2 separate regions of the Homo sapiens genome follow, and region 1 is linked to region 2. The links are chromatin loops, found by intact Hi-C in ENCODE. Cell type or tissue: natural killer cell. All regions are shown on one strand. Each heading gives the region's core, and the rest is flanking DNA. Links, peaks and the distances in the headings are about the cores only.

Region 1 (8,247 bases), core at 248-8,247, 230 kb before region 2:
CCTGACCTTGTGATCTACCCACCTCAGCCTCCCAAAGTGCTGGGATTACAGGCATGAGCCACCGTGCCCGGCCCTGACTTTCAAGAGAAAAACCTGACTCTTCCCACAGCTGACTTGATTGGCAGCATAGGCAAAGACTTGAAGCGAGTTTGGAGCGCTGACTGCCTGCCCTGCACTGGCTGGGTTTATCGCCATCTGTGAGGTGCTACCTTCATCCCCCTGTACAGACAAGGACCCCAGGCTCAATAGGCTGAGGCACTGGCCCAGGGACCTCCATGCCACCCTTATTGTGAGGAGGACACATTTGTGACTCTGAAGCAGAAAAGGCCCTTTGTCCTGCCAAACCATGGGCAGGATTCAGGGGTCTACAATGTGACTGCTCGGGTGGCCTGACCGCTGAGCCTATGAGGCTGGGGTTGGGAGGAGGACACTAGCCTGGTGCCTACTCACAGGGAGCACTCAACAAACAGCAGCAGGAGGAAGAGGAGAGGATGGGGCAGCAGCAGCAGGAGGGAAGGTTCGAGCCTCCGCAGTGGAGGGGAGGCTCTGCGGGCGTCTCTCAGCTGGCGAAGGCTCCTGAGAGCAGGGATCAGGTCTGCAGCCCCAGGGCCAGCTCAGTAGGGGAGCAAGGTGTGTGAACACATCGATGAGGGCCGTGCCTTGTGCCATCCTTCTTCCCCTTCACAGGCAGCTGGGCATGTTGGGGCCAGAGGGGAGGGCCTGTTAGTTTCCTGTGGCAGCCATGTAACAACTTATGGCTGACTCAGTGGCTTAAGCAACGCACATTTATTACCTTACAGTCAAGGGGGTCAGATGTCTGAGGTGGGGTCCCAGAACTAAAATCCAGGTGTTGGCAGGGCTGGTTCCTCCTGGAACTCCAGGGGAAAAATCCATCCCTTGCCTTTTCTGGCCTCTGGCGGCACTTGCACTCCTTGGCTCCTCGTCCCTTCTTCCGTCTTTAAAGCCAGCAGCGTCCCCTTGTTCTGTCTCTGACCACGGCTGGGAAGGAGTCTCTGCTTTTGGGCACACGTGGCTAATCCAGGCTACCCTCTCACTGCAGATCTTCAACTCAATCACACACCTACAAAGTCCCTTTGGTCTGGGAGGTAACACTTTCCCAGGCTCCAGGGATTAGGGCTTGGACATCTTGGGGACTTTATTCTGCCCAGGAAAGGTGGTATCAGGGAGTCTGAGCATCTGAACCTCCCCAGGGGACTGAAGGAATGCCTTCAGTGTCCTCTTCCTCCTCCTCAGCAGCTGTGAATCCAGAATAGAGGCCATCTACAAGGTCACACCTGGAGGGATCTGGGGAAACTGAGGTCACAGAGGTCTTGCCCAGGACCCCAGGCCAGGCCCTGTGTTTCTTCCACAGATGGCCCCTTCCCCACCACCCTGTAGTGCACTGCCCAGGGGGTGGAAGTGTTTTAGCCTGGAGGGACACCAGCTTGAGGACTCTGTAGAGCTCTGGGCCTAGGGGGAGGGCGGGCAATGTCATCTATGGGGTGGCTTCCCCACACCAGGGGCAGCTTTACGGAGGTTACCTTTTCATCCCCCCAAGTCCTGTGGCAAGTGAAGATCTGTTTCCTCATCTCATAGGGTAAGGAAGCTGAGGCCCTCAAAGGGGCAGTGGCTTGTCCGTGGAGAAGAGTCTGCTCCTTCCGACAAGCCTGTGGCTGGTGGTGAAGCAGGTGTGAATGGTCTGTCCCATGAGCAGGAGGGTGGGTGTGCGGCGATGTCGGCGTGGTCTCCGCAGAGCTCTGTGCACAGGCCTGTGCATCTGCTGACAGGCAGCTGAGAAGGCTTGCAGTCACATCGCTGATGGTAAAGCTGTAGCAACAGGCTCAGAGAGGTGTGTTAGCTTTCCCAGAGACACACAGCTCTCTGGAAGAGTGCCATCCTCTGAGCTCCATCGCCTGGTGCTTTGCATCCCTTGCCCCAAGGGCACACGTAGAAGCAGAGTTCCTTGGGGTTGGATCTGTGGGGTGGTTTGTGAGGGGGACTGTGTCATCCACTGTGGAAAAGACTTAGCTGCCTCTCTGTAAAACATTTTTGCCTGACGTGAGTTCTCTCCCTTGACCGGGGGCCAGCACAGTACATAGTAGGGTGGTTAAGAGCCCTGGGTTTGGGCTGAGCGCGGTAGCTCATACCTGTAATTCCAGCACATTGGGAGGCCGAGGCAGGAAGATTGCATGAGCCCAGGAGTTTGAGACCAACCTGAGCAACAAAGGTTAAAAAAAAAAACATTAGCTGGGCATGGTGGCACACGCCTGTAAGTCCCAGCAACTTGGGTGGCTGAGGCAGGAGGATAACTTGAGCCTGGGAGGTTGAGGCTGCAGTGAGCGGTGATCACGCCACTGCACTCCAGCAGGGGCAACAGAGCAAGACCCCATCTCAAAAAGAGAAAAGAAAAGCCTTGGGATGGGATTTGGGGTGCTCTGAGTTTAAATCCCAGGGCCCCCACTTTGGTGTGATCTCAGGTATGCTCCTGAACTCTCTATGCCTGAGTTCCCCCAGCTGTAAAGGAGGGGGTGATAATAATGCTGCCCAGACCCCAGAGGACCCCTAGGAGGCTCTTGCTGGGCAGCTGGTCCTGCCCCAGAGCCCTCCCACTCCACACACCCCTGCATACGCTCAAGGGCAGATGGGCCCCCCACAACCAAGCCAGGCCTGGTGGCCCTAGGACACTCTTGGCCACAAGAATTCAGATTATTTTCTCAGCAAATTTCTGACCAGTGTCCTGGGGCCTCAGCAGGGGCAGGGCTGCATGGTCCTGGGTCTATCTGGACTTGTTCTGGCTCAGACCTCAGCCCACCACAAGGACAACGAGTCTGGGAACTCGGGCAGGCTCTCTGCCAACCAGGAGCTGCTCTTGCTCGCCGGGACCCCACAGGGCAGGAATAGTGGGCATTCATATCATTCCCATTTTGCAACCAGGCAGACCGAGGCCCAGAGAGGCCAGATAACCTGCCTCAGGCCACACAAATGGCAAACAATAAGGCCAAACCTTGGTGATGGCCAGACTCTAAATCCGGGGCCACTTCTTGCCTTAGGAATATAGTCTTTCCTGGCACTCACTTAGCCAAAAATCTTTCTAGAAGGGTGGCAGGCCTTCCTGCCCCACTCCCGGAACAGGCCGGCTGCTTTCAGGGCCAGAAGAGCCAGCCCTTTGGAGGAGGAGGCTTGTGAGAGTGGGGATGGGCCGCAGAGCCTCCCCAGGCAGGGCAGCGTTGCAGCTTGCATGTGGCAGGGATGTAGGGTGAAGCTGTGCAGGGCAAAAGACAGGTCAGTTCCCGCTGGAAGTGCCCCACTGGGGGGCCTCGGTGTGTCTCTTTCCCCAGCACTGGCATGGCACATTTTGACCTGAGCAATGGTGAGCTGCCCGGAATACGAACAGGAGGAAGAGAACCTTCCCCAGGCAGCATGTGAGGCTGGGGTGGCACTCGACACAGGACAGCAGGCAAGGACATGCCGCCCTCCAGGCTGAGGGTCTTGGGAGCCTCCCCTCCCAGCCCCTGCTGTGGCCTCCCCCTGGGCCCTGGCATGGGAGGAGTTAAGCTGCCGCGGGCACCTTGGCACATTGCGCTGCCCAGAGTGTCCGGCTCCCCACCCCCACTGCTTTTCTTCCTTTTTGCCTTTTTCCTTCTTAATTAATCATACGCTGCTGCCCAATTTAAATATGGAAATGCCCAGGCCGAGGCGATGCAATTATTCATGAGGGCCGGGCGGCTGTCCGGGGCTCTCGGGCTGTGGGGAGTACCGTGGCATCGCCTCCGTTCTGATGTGTGTGAAATTATGTGCACAAAAGGCGCCTCCTTATCTGGGAGTGTGAACTAAATAAATAAATAAGGGCTTTTGTTTGTTTGCCGGCTCCTGCACATGGCTGCTGGGACTCAAGCGCTCGTGTTGTCTGCGCCTCTGTGGGACTCTGGGGACGGGAGGCAGGGGAGGCCCCCGCAGGCCGGCCAGGGGCTGGGGGCTGGGGGCCGGGGGCCGGCCGCCGGGCACCTGGGGCCCTCTCCCTCCCCAGGCACCACCCTCACCCCGCAGCTCCCCCCCATACACACCCTCGCTGGAAAGTTCGCCCTGCCCGGGCTGGGCTCCCAGGCAGCCTGGCACCGTGCCAGGCTCGCCGCCGAGCTCGGGCAGCAGGGTGGGGCAAACGCGGAGCACGGAGGACGGGGCCGGGCGACCTGGGCACCAGCAGGACCCGAGGCCAGGAGCCAGGGGCCCAGAAGGTGAGGGCACCCCGGGTGGGCGCAGGGTGGGCGCTCTGTGGGCAACGGGCCCTGCGGCCGGGCCCAGGAGCAGGCCTCGTTGCGGGGTTGGGGGGGGAGGTTGGAGCGGAGGCTGGCAGAGGAGGCAGGCACAAAGGAGGGCAGTGCCAGGCAGCTGTGGCCGACGCAGGCATCGCTGCCCGCCTGCCCCTAGCCGGCCTCCCCGCCGAGGGGAGGACGCGTGTGCAGGGGCCCGGGCAGGAGCGGCAGACACCGAGCCGCGGCCACAGGGCCAGCCGCACAGTCGGAGGAAGGGCCGGAGCGAGGCGGGGCCCGGGGCTGTCAAGGAGAAAAACATCCCAAGGCCTGCAAATTGCTGCTCTCAGCTTTTTTCCCCCCTCCTCCTGCTTCGCGGGGTGGGGGGGTTGGGGGGGGGGTGGTGGGGGGAGAAAGCAGCGCTTCCTCTGGAGGCGGATGCAAAAAGGATGCAGAATTTTAACCATCTCCTGCACCGGCCCGTCCTTCCTGAGCAGGGTTTGGGCCCAGGCCTGGCGCCGTGGCTCCCTGGGAAGGGAAAGGCCAGAGCAGCCGATGCCGGTTCTGGGGGACGCCGGAAAGCCCAGCCTCCTCTGCACCTCCATCCAGAACCGGGGGCCCCGCAGCACCTGCAGCAGGGGTGGAGGGTGGGAGGCAGAAGGGGCCTGGTGCTCTCGGAGGCTGCACCTCACGGTACCAGTCGCTACCCAGAGCAGCACGCCTGTTTGCTGGCCTGCTCTTGGGTGTTAAACATGGTGTCCAGGTCCCCGGTTGGAGACCCCAGCCCTGTACCGGGTGAGGGTCTTAGCTCCCACTGACTTGGGGCCTTCAACCACACTGGCATCCCAGGCCTTCCTCCTGACTGACTTCTGTTTTAAAAATAATGTGGAACGTTTTCTGGCATCTGGTGAGGGATTCACACACTGTTTACTGAGGGCAGGACTTAAGGAATGAGTTCAGAAGGTATCTATCTGGTCACTGGACAAACGGCAGGCAAGCCCCCTGTGCTCCTCGCTGGGTGAGACTCAGGGGCATGGGTTTGGGCATGGGAGCTCAGAGGGATGGTCTGGGCCCACAAGCCCACGAGGCATAGAGCCTAGGGCCCATGAAATGTTTTCATTTTAATTTCTTTTAAAATCAGAAGAAAAAATGACTATAAAAATAATGAATATACGACAATGAATTCGACCTGGTTTTATTGGCCTTTAGTCTGATGTAGTCATAAAATAGAATTTTTAGTATTTATGGAGGAAGGGAACCAGGAAGCCAAAAGTGCCCCGGCCCATGGAAGGCGGGTGTGGCCTGGGTTGGTCCTGTCTGTCCCAGGACAAAGGGTCAGATGTCTGGGTCCAGGGGGGGTTTGGAGGGCATCTGGGTGCCCTGTGAATCTGGCTTCCACGAAGGCTAGCTGGGACAGGTTGCTCCAGCCTGCGGTGGACAGGAGCCAGGGCTGTGTATGTCTGTGCGTGTCCGTGTATGTGCACGTGGGTGTGCAGGCATACTCGTGTGCATGCCAGTGTTTGACAAAGGATTCCTAGACACCTGCGTGTGTAAGTCCCAATTCTCAAAACGGGGAATGCAAGGCCAGGGTCAGGAGACAGTGTGGCTGCAAGGGCCTGGTATTCCTGACAATGATGGGTAGGGAGTGCCATTGTCTCCCTAGGAGAAAGCAGCCTTCAAGGTCCCAGCACCCCCAAACCCACGAGCTCACACAAAACAACGCGAGCCACAAATGCAAGCCACATCTGTCATTTAACACCTTCTAATAGCCACATTTTCAGAAAGTGAAAATAAGCGGGTAAGATTCACTTTAGTACTAAAATTCATTTTAATCTAATATAAATTTCCAAAATCCTATTTCAGTGTGTTGCTCGTATGAAACTGTGAACGGGATATTTTGCCATTTTTTCCATATTCGATTTGGCCTCTCCCCATTTCAATGGCTCCTTTGCTGCGTGTGGAGCAGCTACCACGGCGGTCACGTAGGTTTAGTAGGTCCCTGTGCCCCCCACTTCCCCACCCAGAGTAGGGGAGACTGGTTTTCTGCTTCTTTTTTGCTGGTGGCCCTTCCTGGCCAGGGAAAGGGATACTTCCACTGGCTCATCAGCCCCCAGCAACCCTGAGAGCTGAAAGAATGGATGTTGGGGCTGCAGGTTCCAGAATGAGGGGGGCTGCTGGAAAGGGTTCTTCGGCTGTGCTCCCAGACGCCAGGGGACGACACAAAGGGCTGACTTCAGACTCACAATAGTGGGGCGGTTAGTCACAGTGCCAGGGCAGCGGGCAAGCAGACAGAGCCCCCTGTGTCTGTGCCTGGTCGGGCTGGGCCCTGCAGCCCCCATTTCCCCAGCTGGCTTCCCACCCCACCCCTGCCCGCTCCCCACATTAACCCCCTGCCGCCTGCTGCCTACCTGGCAGCCTGGCCGGGGCTCCCTTGGCCAGGACTGGTTTCCACCAGCCACCCTGGCCAGAGGCGTGCTCCTTCTAGAAGCCGGGCTCAAGCCTGCATGATTTCATGGGCCTGTCTCGGGAAGCAGGCATTGGAACAGCTCCGTCACCGTGGCCGGGCAGCGTCCACGCAGCCTGAAAGGGGAGATTTTCATATTAGTTTAGAGGCTCCTCACTTAAAGATTTCATCAGCATTTGCGAGTGTTCGCCATTCAAGGACTGTGCATTTCTGGAAACAATGAAAAGCCAAAACTGTGAAAAATTAAGGAGTGGCCCTGAAGCTGGTGTCTGTAACTGCACATTTTAAAGTGAACAGACTGATATAAATATTTTAATCCTGTGCCTAGATAGATGGATAAGATAAAATAAATTAGTCATGTTCTGGCCCAGTCTGGAGACTATCTGAAAGCAAGACAAATGTCAGCATTTGCTGTTTAGGGGTTACAATTAAAATCTCTCCTTCTAGATTGAGCTTCTAGAGCCTCAGAGATGGAATTCGCCGTTTTGCCGCGATTTGGCGTTAACTTATTGACCCATGGGGAGGAGGGTCACTTCCCGTGAAAAGGTATAAAATGAAGTTGTCAGTCTCTCTTTTTAATTAAAAAAAAAAAAAATCTCTGCAAAGATTCTGCATTCTGGCTTCTCTTTGCTAAATTAAAGTGGCATGTGTTTTTATTTTAGAAGGCAGAGATGTTTTGCTGTGCCCAGTGTGAGGAAGCGAAGGAAAAGAAAGATCTTTTGAAAATGTGTACATCTACTTGCAGCTTGAAAATTCCAAGTGCCAGACATTTTTCTTGGAGGAAATAAATGTCTTCAATTTATTCATCTTACCTGTTGATTATGTTCTGTAATGATTTATTTTATAATTTAATCCTTGTCTAGAACCGAGGCCATCTTTGGAAAGTAAAAGACCTAGGTCTCTTTGGTCCAGGAGACATTGTGGCCCTCTCTTAAAATCATTGACTGCCGAGATCTGGGCCCAGGCGGCTCTCGGACTGAACCGGTCTGTGCTAGGCAGCCTGGCCCACTCGGCCTTCAAAACACAAGGGATGGGAGACATATGCTCGGCTCACATCGTTTTGTTTTGATTTATTTTAAACTGCTTAAGATGATTTTAGCACAAGGAGTGGTGTATCTTACTTGCATTCTGAGAGCCACTGGATTTGCAAGCTAGAGTACAATTTTTTTTTTAATCCAAATTTAGAAATTGCCTTTTAGAGTAGACAACAGCATGCTACTTTGCCTTTTAACTCACTTTTAAAGAACGATTCTTAAGATCAAGTACATTGAATTTGGAGATTGGTCCCCCTCCGTTATTAGGGGCTGGAAATGGCCCACTTTTCAAAAATAAGGTCAGAAAAGGGGTGTTTCTGACCTAAGAGTTCTTCCAGGCTGGGCTCGTACCACAGAGATTCTTCCACACCCATGTCCTGAGTCCTTGTCCTACACACCATTTTTTCTTCCAAGGAGAAGGAGTGTGGCATTCAGTTCCAGTGTCATCGTGTGGAAAAGAGTCCCTGCCTGGCTGAGAAACTGTCACAGGCAGCCGGGC
Region 2 (8,383 bases), core at 149-8,148:
ATGGCAAGACTCTGTCTCTACAAAAAGAAAAAATAAATTAAAAAAGTTAGCCAGGCATGGTGGCATGTGCCTGTAGTTCCGGCTACTCAGGAGGCTGTGGCGGGAGGTTCCCTTGAGCCCAGGAGTTTGAGGCTGCAGTGAGCTGGCGATCATGCCACTGCACTCAGCCTGGGCAGCAGAGCAAGACTCTGTATCTAAAAGAATATATATATTAAAAATATATATATTAAAAAAATATATATAAAATACATATATTAAAAATATATATTAAATATATATTAAAATATATATTAAAAATTATATATTAAAATATATATATTAAATATATATATATATATAAACATATATATATATAAAAAATACTTTCACCGCAACACCTAGACTGGTGTTTCGCCAAACAGCTGAGCACCACGGGCCAGCCAAATTGACAGATAAAAATTAACCGTCATGAAACCTAATAGTACCTGACACACAGCAAACATACAATAAATAGCTTAAGTGTTGAGGATTAAATGACCCCAGTAAACAATACATATATATACATACACACACACACACACACACACACACACACACACACACATACATTTTAAAGATAACTCTGGAAGCCAGTGCTTAAGAACATTGCTTCAATGAATAACAAAAGCTAGAATCAGTCTTCTTGCAAAGTAATGAAGCTAACATCTTAGTCTCAAACAGAAGCCCTATTGCCCTATTTTGTTTTCACTTAACCCCGAGAAACCACAGGAAAGAAAACTTGTTTCATGTGTGACCACCCTAGATACTCGGGTGCGCAGTTGCAGATGAGATTGGAAGTGTGGGCGGGACGCAATGGCTCATGCCTGGAATCCCAGCACTTTGGGAGGCCGAGGCGGGTGGATCACCTGAGGTCAGGAGTTTGAGGCCAGCCTGGCCAACATGGTGAAACCCCGTCTCTACTAAAAATACCAAAATTAGCTGGGCGAGGTGGCATGTGCCTGTAATCCCAGCTACTCAGGAGACTGAGGAAGGAGAATTGCTTGAACTCAGGAGGCGGAGGTTGCAGTGAGCTGAGATTGTGCCACTGCACTCCAGCCTGGGCAACAGAGCGAGACTCTGTCTCCAAAAAAAAAAAAAAAAAAAAAAAAGAGAGAGATTGGAAGCGTGCAATTATTCAGCAGTGTCTTCTAGCCCATCCTGGGCTGGGCCTGGGCTGAGGCTGAGTTGGACAGACAGGTCCCAGCCTGTGGGAGCTCCAGGTCTGGGGAGGACCCGGCCATTCACTGAGTGCATTCCAGGCCGGGCAGGGGACTGTGTACAGCACTGCAGAAGTCAAGGAGGAGCTGTTGACAGCCCACAGGTCACGGAGGCTTCCCAGGGAGGTGCCCCTGGGTCATGCCTCTGGGTGGATGTCACCATGCAGACAGGAGCGGGAGGAGACCCTTGTTACTCTCAGTGGAGACCCGTGTTGATTCTTAGAAGGTGGGATGCTAATTGAGGAGCAGGGCCGCTCTCCGTGCTGGGCTTGGGGATGATTGTGCGGATGTAATGTTCACCTTGCCCCTCACCAGTCAGAAGCATGGAATTGCTGACAAGCACAGAGCTTGGCGTGGGGTTGGAGGTTGCATCAGTCTCCTGCGGTTGCTGTAGCGAAGGGCTGCAAACTGGGTGGTTTGGAGCAGCAGACAGGTACTCACAGCTTTGAGGGCCAAGAGTCCCATCTAAGGTGTCAGCAAGGGCAGTGCCCTCAGAGCCTCAGGGGTGGGTCCTTCCTGCCTCTTCCAATTTCTGGTGGTGCCCAGAGTTCCTTGAAGTCCCTTGGCTCGCAGCTGTATCACTCTGCCTTGGTCTTTACCTGCCGCCTTCCCTCGGCATCTGTGTCTTCACACGGCCCTCTTGTAAGGACACCAGTCATTGCGTTAGGGCCCACCCTAATCCCGTATGACCTCCTCTAAACTTATTACCTCTGCAAAGACCCTATTTCCAAAAAAGGTCACATTCCCAGTGCTGGCAGTTAGGACCTCAGTGTATCTTTGCGGGGACACAGTTCAACCTGCTACCCATCCATCATTTTGTATTCTGAGATCTTTTTTTCTGTTTTTAGCTATGTGAAAGGCATCTACTCTTTTGGCTTGATGGAAACCAACTTCTACGACCAGGCAGAAAAACTCGCCAAAGAGGTAAGTGGGTCCTTCCTAAGGTGCCTGACCCCTCAGGGAGTAGCCGTTGGCTGGACCAGGGCATATGAGGGGCACCATTCGTGTGTGACCCCGGCGAACCCCATCCCTGGTCTCACTTCCTCAGAGAGACTGGGGAGCTCATGTTAGTGTGAGCAGCTGCCGCCCGCCAGGGGCTGTCATTCACCTGTGGCCCCCCCAAAGTCCCCAGAGCCACGTTCCTTGGCTAACACTGGATCCACGTCTACAGATGAGGTTGATGGGGTACGGGGAGCCTGTGGTCAGCCTGCTCACTTAGGGTTGCACAGAATGGCAGGTCTGGGCTCCCACCAGCTCTGCCTGGCTCCGGAGCCCACACTGCCCTGCTGGGACAGGACTTTGTAGGAGGAGAAGTGTAAATAAGCGTTGGCTCTTCCTTCCTGAACTTCGCATTTCTAAGCATCACTCACGGCACCAGAGGTTCAGGGAGCTGAGTGATGATCGCCAGTCATGATCATTGCTGGGTGCCCATGTGTACCTGGGCCCAGGGCTGGGTGGCAGGCTGCAGCTGTCAGGCCTGGGGCGCGAATGGTCTCACGCTCTGGGGGTCCCTCTCCTCTACTCCTCTTCTTGCAGGAGTGGAAACTGAGGCCCATGGAGGGGCTGCCATGCACAAGGGAGTGACAGCTGCTCCTGTGCCCGGCTCTGTGTGGCACTTCATGTGTGTCTGCTTGCATCCACACAGCTCTGCCCACGTGATGTCCAACTCCTTGTTGCCCAGATGAGGGGCCCAAGGCTCAGAGGCCAAGGCTAGAGCCTGCCTAAGACCACATGGCTCAGAGATGGCAGAGCCGGATTCTACCCAGGCTACCTGGCAATGGCTGTCCTTTCAGCTGCCTGCTCCAGGCCCTGCCTCCCAACATCCTGGCTGGGGTTCTTCCCCCAGTAGTTGCCCTAGTCGGCCTGCAGCATCCTCTCTGGGAGACAGCATTGGGGCCCAAGGGTCGCTGCGCTCTCTGAAGACTGCTCTGATTACAGAATCCGAGACTTGAGGCTTGAGTGATGTGTTCTTTGCTTTAACTCTGAGTCAGGGCAGGTGGGGGACCCGAGTGGCTTTCTGACAGTCTTGGTTCCATGGCCTGGGTGACCAGACAGCACCATCCAGGGGTCAGCTGTAGGAAAGTCCCTTGGAGACCATGGTAGCTGGGCCCTCCTGTGGGTGGCATCCATCTGGGCACCTGAGAGCTCCTGGGACATTTGGAGAAGCTCTGGACAAGGGTAGCTGTGGCAAACCAGATGTGGCAAGTCCCCCGCACTGAGGGTGGCCAAAAAAACATGCAAGCCCATGCCTTGCAAGGAGCAAGAAGTGGTGGATAGGGTCCCCTCCCTTCTCCATTGCTCCCCTTTCGCCTCCTGTCCCTTGTGTTGCAGGCACCAACTCTTTGTCTTCAACACCAGCACCCCACAGACAACTACTGGGCAGGAAAAGCAGGCTGTGATGGGGCCAGGAGTGGTAACACATGGGCTCTGTGTCTGCAGCCCCAGGCTGGTGAGGGTAGGAGGAGCCAGGGCAGGAGCAGGCAGGCGGCAGGCACAGGCACAGCCACAGAGCTTGGGGACCTGGAGCTCCATCCAAGTGGCTCAATGGGTGGAGGCTTAGGGAGGAGGCGGCAAGCCAGGGCTCCAGGAGCCAGGGCTGTAGAGGGGCAGGTGAGGACTGGATTCTGCTGGGCCTTGTAGCCTGGGAATGCAGTTTGGACTCCTTCCCACGGAACCATGGGAGGGCTCCAAGAGAGGGAAGATGCCAGTCAGCTCATCAGAGCTGGTGACAGCCACCACCCTTCACTCCTGCCATTCGTGAAAGCAGCATGCTTAGCAGGGTCCCGTCTCGGGGCCCCACGCCCGCCCTGCTTAGACTGTGCCCAAGTGTCCTGTACTCAGAGCCCCTGCCCAGGGGTGCCCACGGTCCCCTACAGACACACTTTCTTTCCCTCTGTTCCCACATGGAGTGGGCTGGGCCCACAAAAGCTGAGTGGTGGGCAGGGAGGCAGGGCTTGCTGGGGCCGACCTCCTGCCAAAAGCCTCACAGGAGGTGCTGGGCCAGGGCAGAAGAGCTTGGGGCTTCTGGACCCCTATGAAAGGCGTGGGGAGACTGAGGCAGTGGGGCTGGCGGGAACTCATGATTTGGCATGGGGGACCTGGGCACAGGCCAGGCAATGGGGCTTCTGTGAGCCTCAGTTTACTGCTCCATTTTCTAAGCTCTGACTGTGGCTGAGTAGATGCTTAGCAAACATGAGCTGAACACATAAATAGAAGAAAGAAACGGCTAGGAGGGGAGGATCATTCCATGAGTCCTGCCTGCCTCGCTGGTCGCTGTCAAGCTCACAGGTCATGGGAGCGGCTGTTGTCATGAACTGTGATAACCTCAGAGCCAGCTGTTTCTGCACCCAGAAAGCCACGTGTCCTCACATATATGGTAGTGGGAAGAGGCAGTCACAGCCACTGGAGGACTTGATAGTTCACACCACGTTCACATGGGCAGTAACCACTTCTCTAAGAGAAAGGCAGCATCCGTGGCCTTCCAGGCAGGCGGCAGCTGAGGCCCAGAGAGGGCGGGTATGTTTTGCAAGCACCTCAGCTGTATGCAGAATGCTGTGGGCTTGGGTCTGAGCCCTGGCTTTAGAAAGATCCTGCTGCTGTCCAGCTGGGTGAAGTCGCATAGCCTCCCTAAGACTCAGCTTCCTCATCTGTGAACTGGGCAGTGAGACCCATGAGCTGGTGTGCCCGGGCAGGCAGGAAGTGGTGCTAATTGTCAGTGTTTTGAGTCAGAGCCCCGCCCCCCCACTTGCTCCACCCCGTTCAGCCCAGGCCCCTCTTGCCCCTTAGAGACCTGCCGTCGCCTGCCCCGGCAGCCTGACTGATCTGCTTTATCTGGAATCCTCTTCCCCGCACCCTGCGTAGGCTTTATCTATTAACCCGACAGACGCATGGTCGGTGCACACCGTCGCTCACATCCACGAGATGAAAGCAGAGATCAAGGATGGGTTGGAATTCATGCAGCACTCAGAGACCTTCTGGAAGGTATGATGCTTGTCAATGGGTCACCTCCCTGGGAAATTCAGTGCATCCCCTTGAGTCAGGCCAAGGCTTTATGGACAAGAGTTACAGGGCATGGCTTAATTCTCGGGGTTCCCTCTCCTCCTCCACCTGCACCTGCCTCAGGTGTTTGGCTGCTGAGCAGAATGCAATCAAGATTCCAGTCCCCACCCCAGGCCCATACCTTGCCCTAGGGACTCCACTGAGGGTCCAGCCCAGACTTCTCTGTCCTTACAGGGCCTGGTCAGGAGGAGCGAGCAGCCTCTTCAAAGCACATGAGCTGCACCATGACGGGGACCCTCTGTGGGATGTGGAAACGCAGAGGAAGCATTAAACTCAACTGGGCTTGGGGGGACAGTGGCTAGGGAAGGCATCCTGGAGGGGGCAACCTCTGAGTTGGCTACTGAAGGATGAGCAGGTGTGTGCCACACAGAGGGGGAAGATGGAGGGCATCCTAGCCCGTCACTAGCTTGAGCAAGGCCTCCAAGGCCTACAGTGGCCTGTGAGGGAGAGGAGAGCTGCTTACTTTGGTGTCCTAGAGCCCAGGTACAAGGCGGACATGGGCTGTGCAGGAGGCCTTGTCAGTCCCTCTTTCCAGGGGAGGCAAGGTGGTGTCCAGGCAGAGGCAGAAACGCCTGCAGAGGCCTCAGGGAAGGAAAGGCTAGCACCATGGTGGAGGTGGGCCCTCTGGACAGACGGGGCTGCATCAGGTGAGCCTATTGGGCTCAAGGGAGATGGGGCCTCCCCTGGGACAGGGACACAGCGTCGCTCACTCAGCGTTTACTGAATACCTGCTTTGTATTTGGGGCAGCAAGAAATCAGGGAAGGGTGTGCACTTGGCTCCCAAGCAGGGGCCATGCAGTCTGAGCCTTGCTGCGGAGGATCCTCGGGCCTCCAGATTCGGCTCTGTCAAGGGGGCAGTGGTCAGGTTCCCTTCTCAGGGACACTGAGGTTTGTTTGAGGTTTCTGAGTGCTGGGCACTCTAGCTTGTTGAGGATCACGAGTCCAGTCTCCTGAGCTTGGAAATACCCTAGCAGGGGCCAGCTCTGAGCCCAGCACAGGTCCTACTTTAACACTGCTTCATACTGAGGGCAGCCTAAGGTAGCCACCCACATACCACCCACTCCCCTGGCTCTCGGGGCTTTGCCAGCACCTGTTGGAGTGTGGCCCTGGGCCTGTTGATCTCTGCAGGTTTTTGTTTTTGTTTTTTTTTGAGACAAGTTCTCTCTCTGTCGCCCAAGGTGGAGTGCAGTGGCACAATCAGGGCTCACCGCAGCCTCGACCGCCTGGGCTCAAGCGATCCTTCCACCTCGGCCTCCCAAATAGCAGGGACTACTGGTGCGTGCCACCACACCTGGCTAATTAAAAAAATTTTTTTTTTTTAGAGAGACAGGGTCTCTTCCCTATGTTGCCCAGGTGGGTCTTGGACTCTTGGGCTCAGTTGATCCTTCTGCCTCGGCCTCCCAAAGTACTGGGATTACAGGCATGAGCCACTGTGCCCGGCTGATCCTTGCAGTTTTATCCAAGTGCCCTGAGCTGTTTAGGCACCCATGGGCCTCGCACCTCCCTGTGGAGTGGTTCTGTTAATCCTTTTCTCAACTTCACATGTGAGGAAGGCAAAGCTGGAGTTGCTGAAGTAACTTCCTCTGCACCGGTCCTGGGGCTGCTGCTCCCCAGCTCAGGCGAGTAGGTTGGGAACCTCCCCTAGCCTCAGTTTCCTCCTTGGTAAATGCAGCATAATTTCTTCACCGCCCTTCGGAATGGAAGAAGATTATGTGGCCTGGAGGCACCTAGTGCAGAATATTGTTTCCTGCACTCAAAGATGATGGTTTCTGTGGCTAGGCGCGGTGGCTCATGCCTGTAATCCCAGCACTTTGGGAGGCTGAGGCGGGCGGATCACCTGAGGTCAGAAGTTCGAGACCACCCTGGCCAACATGGTGAAACCCTGTCTCTACCAAAGATACAAAAATTAGCCGGGTGTGGTGGTGCACACTTGTAATCCCAGCTACTCAGGAGACTGAGGCAGGAGAATTGCTTGAACCCGGGAGGCAGAGGTTGCAGTGAGCCAAGATCGTGTCACTACACTCCAGCCTGAGCAACAGAGCCAGACTTAGTCTCAAAAAAAAAAAAAAAAAAAAAAAAAAAGATGATGGTTTCTGCATTAGCACAAAACAACATTTGTTTTTTTCCCATAGGCCTTCAGACTTTTCATAAATTCTCTTTTTTTTTTTTTCTCCAGGACTCTGATATGTTGGCTTGTCATAACTATTGGCACTGGGCTTTATATCTGATTGAGAAGGTAAGGTGACCATCTGTTTGCACTGTCTTATCCTATAAAGATGTCTAGAGGGAGAAAGATTTTTCTAGCTTTTGCTATGTATTCACATCCGTTGGAGCCCTGATGCAATGGAGCATTAACATTTCCAAAGAGCACTCTAGGCTTCAACCTTTTTAGGGATTTTTTCACTGTGGAGGCCTGGAAATCACATCTGTGGTGTATAACTTGCAGAGACCATTCAGAGCGAGTGCCTGTGGCTGGAGTGGAGAGCCAAGCCCCAACTCCGCAGGGTGTACCTGCCTGGGCCATGAGATCTTCCAACGGGAGCCAGGCTATGGGGCAGCTGCTCAGGACACCCTTGACCCCAGTGATTCCGCCACAGGGTTCCATGTACAAGACTGTCACTTGCAGTGCTCCTTATCGTGCACAAAAGCTAGAAGCTCCCTGAATGTCCATAAAGTGAGAAATGCTGAGAACATGAGGGCCTTGTCATGACATGAGAATGTGATGATACAGTGTCTGGAAGACAGCACAGAACCCAGCTAAATGTACAGGAGAGGAAACATATGCAGAAAAGAAAAAGGCAGCTGGGCACAGTGGCTCATGCCTGTAATCCCAGCACTTTGAGAGGCCAAGGCAGGCAAATAACTTGAGGTCAAGAGTTTGAGAGCAGCCTGGGCAACATGGTAAAACCCCATCTCTACTAAAAATACAAAAATTAGCCGGGCATGGTGGCGCCTCCCTGTAGTCCTGAGCCTGAGGCATGAGAATCGCTTGAACCTGGGACGCGGAGGTTACAGTGAGCCGAGATTGTGCCACTGCACTCCAGCCTGGGTGACAGAGTGAGACCCCATCTCAAAAAAAAAAAAAAAAA

The links. Hi-C counts contacts between places; a loop is a spot of excess contacts. Peaks named below come from ENCODE experiments on the same cell type or tissue, not always from the same donor. Only the 100,000 strongest peaks of a DNase experiment are listed, where the experiment ranks them.
Region 1: a loop joins it to region 2, with 2.1 times the contacts of the local background. A loop is called at or near these places in 4 of 110 quality-filtered maps.

What each region holds. Positions count from the first base shown.
Region 1 is chr22:46,049,686-46,057,932 of GRCh38, forward strand. The region is part of intron 1 of LOC124905135 (collagen alpha-1(III) chain-like); the gene reads left to right. It overlaps PRR34 (PRR34 long non-coding RNA), which reads right to left and starts at 4,540. Exons shown (of 2, transcript NR_165243.1): 1 at 4,065-4,540; 2 at 1-2,214. PRR34-AS1 (PRR34 antisense RNA 1) reads left to right here and starts at 4,161. Exons shown (of 3, transcript NR_027034.1): 1 at 4,161-4,235; 2 at 7,162-7,260; 3 at 7,377-8,247. RefSeq lists silencers at 3,931-4,050, 4,291-4,450. In natural killer cell, for the core only: no CTCF peak of the experiment used is centred there; DNase peaks (open chromatin) are centred at 3,446, 4,126 and 4,556; H3K4me3 peaks cover 2,417 bases; H3K27ac peaks cover 6,211 bases.
Region 2 is chr22:46,276,503-46,284,885 of GRCh38, forward strand. TTC38 (tetratricopeptide repeat domain 38) reads left to right here. Exons shown (of 14, transcript NM_017931.4): 6 at 2,084-2,159; 7 at 5,097-5,216; 8 at 7,471-7,530. Among named protein-coding and RNA genes, the nearest start is that of TTC38, 13 kb to the left of the region's middle. In natural killer cell, for the core only: no CTCF peak of the experiment used is centred there; DNase peaks (open chromatin) are centred at 749 and 4,609; H3K4me3 peaks cover 2,544 bases; H3K27ac peaks cover 4,861 bases.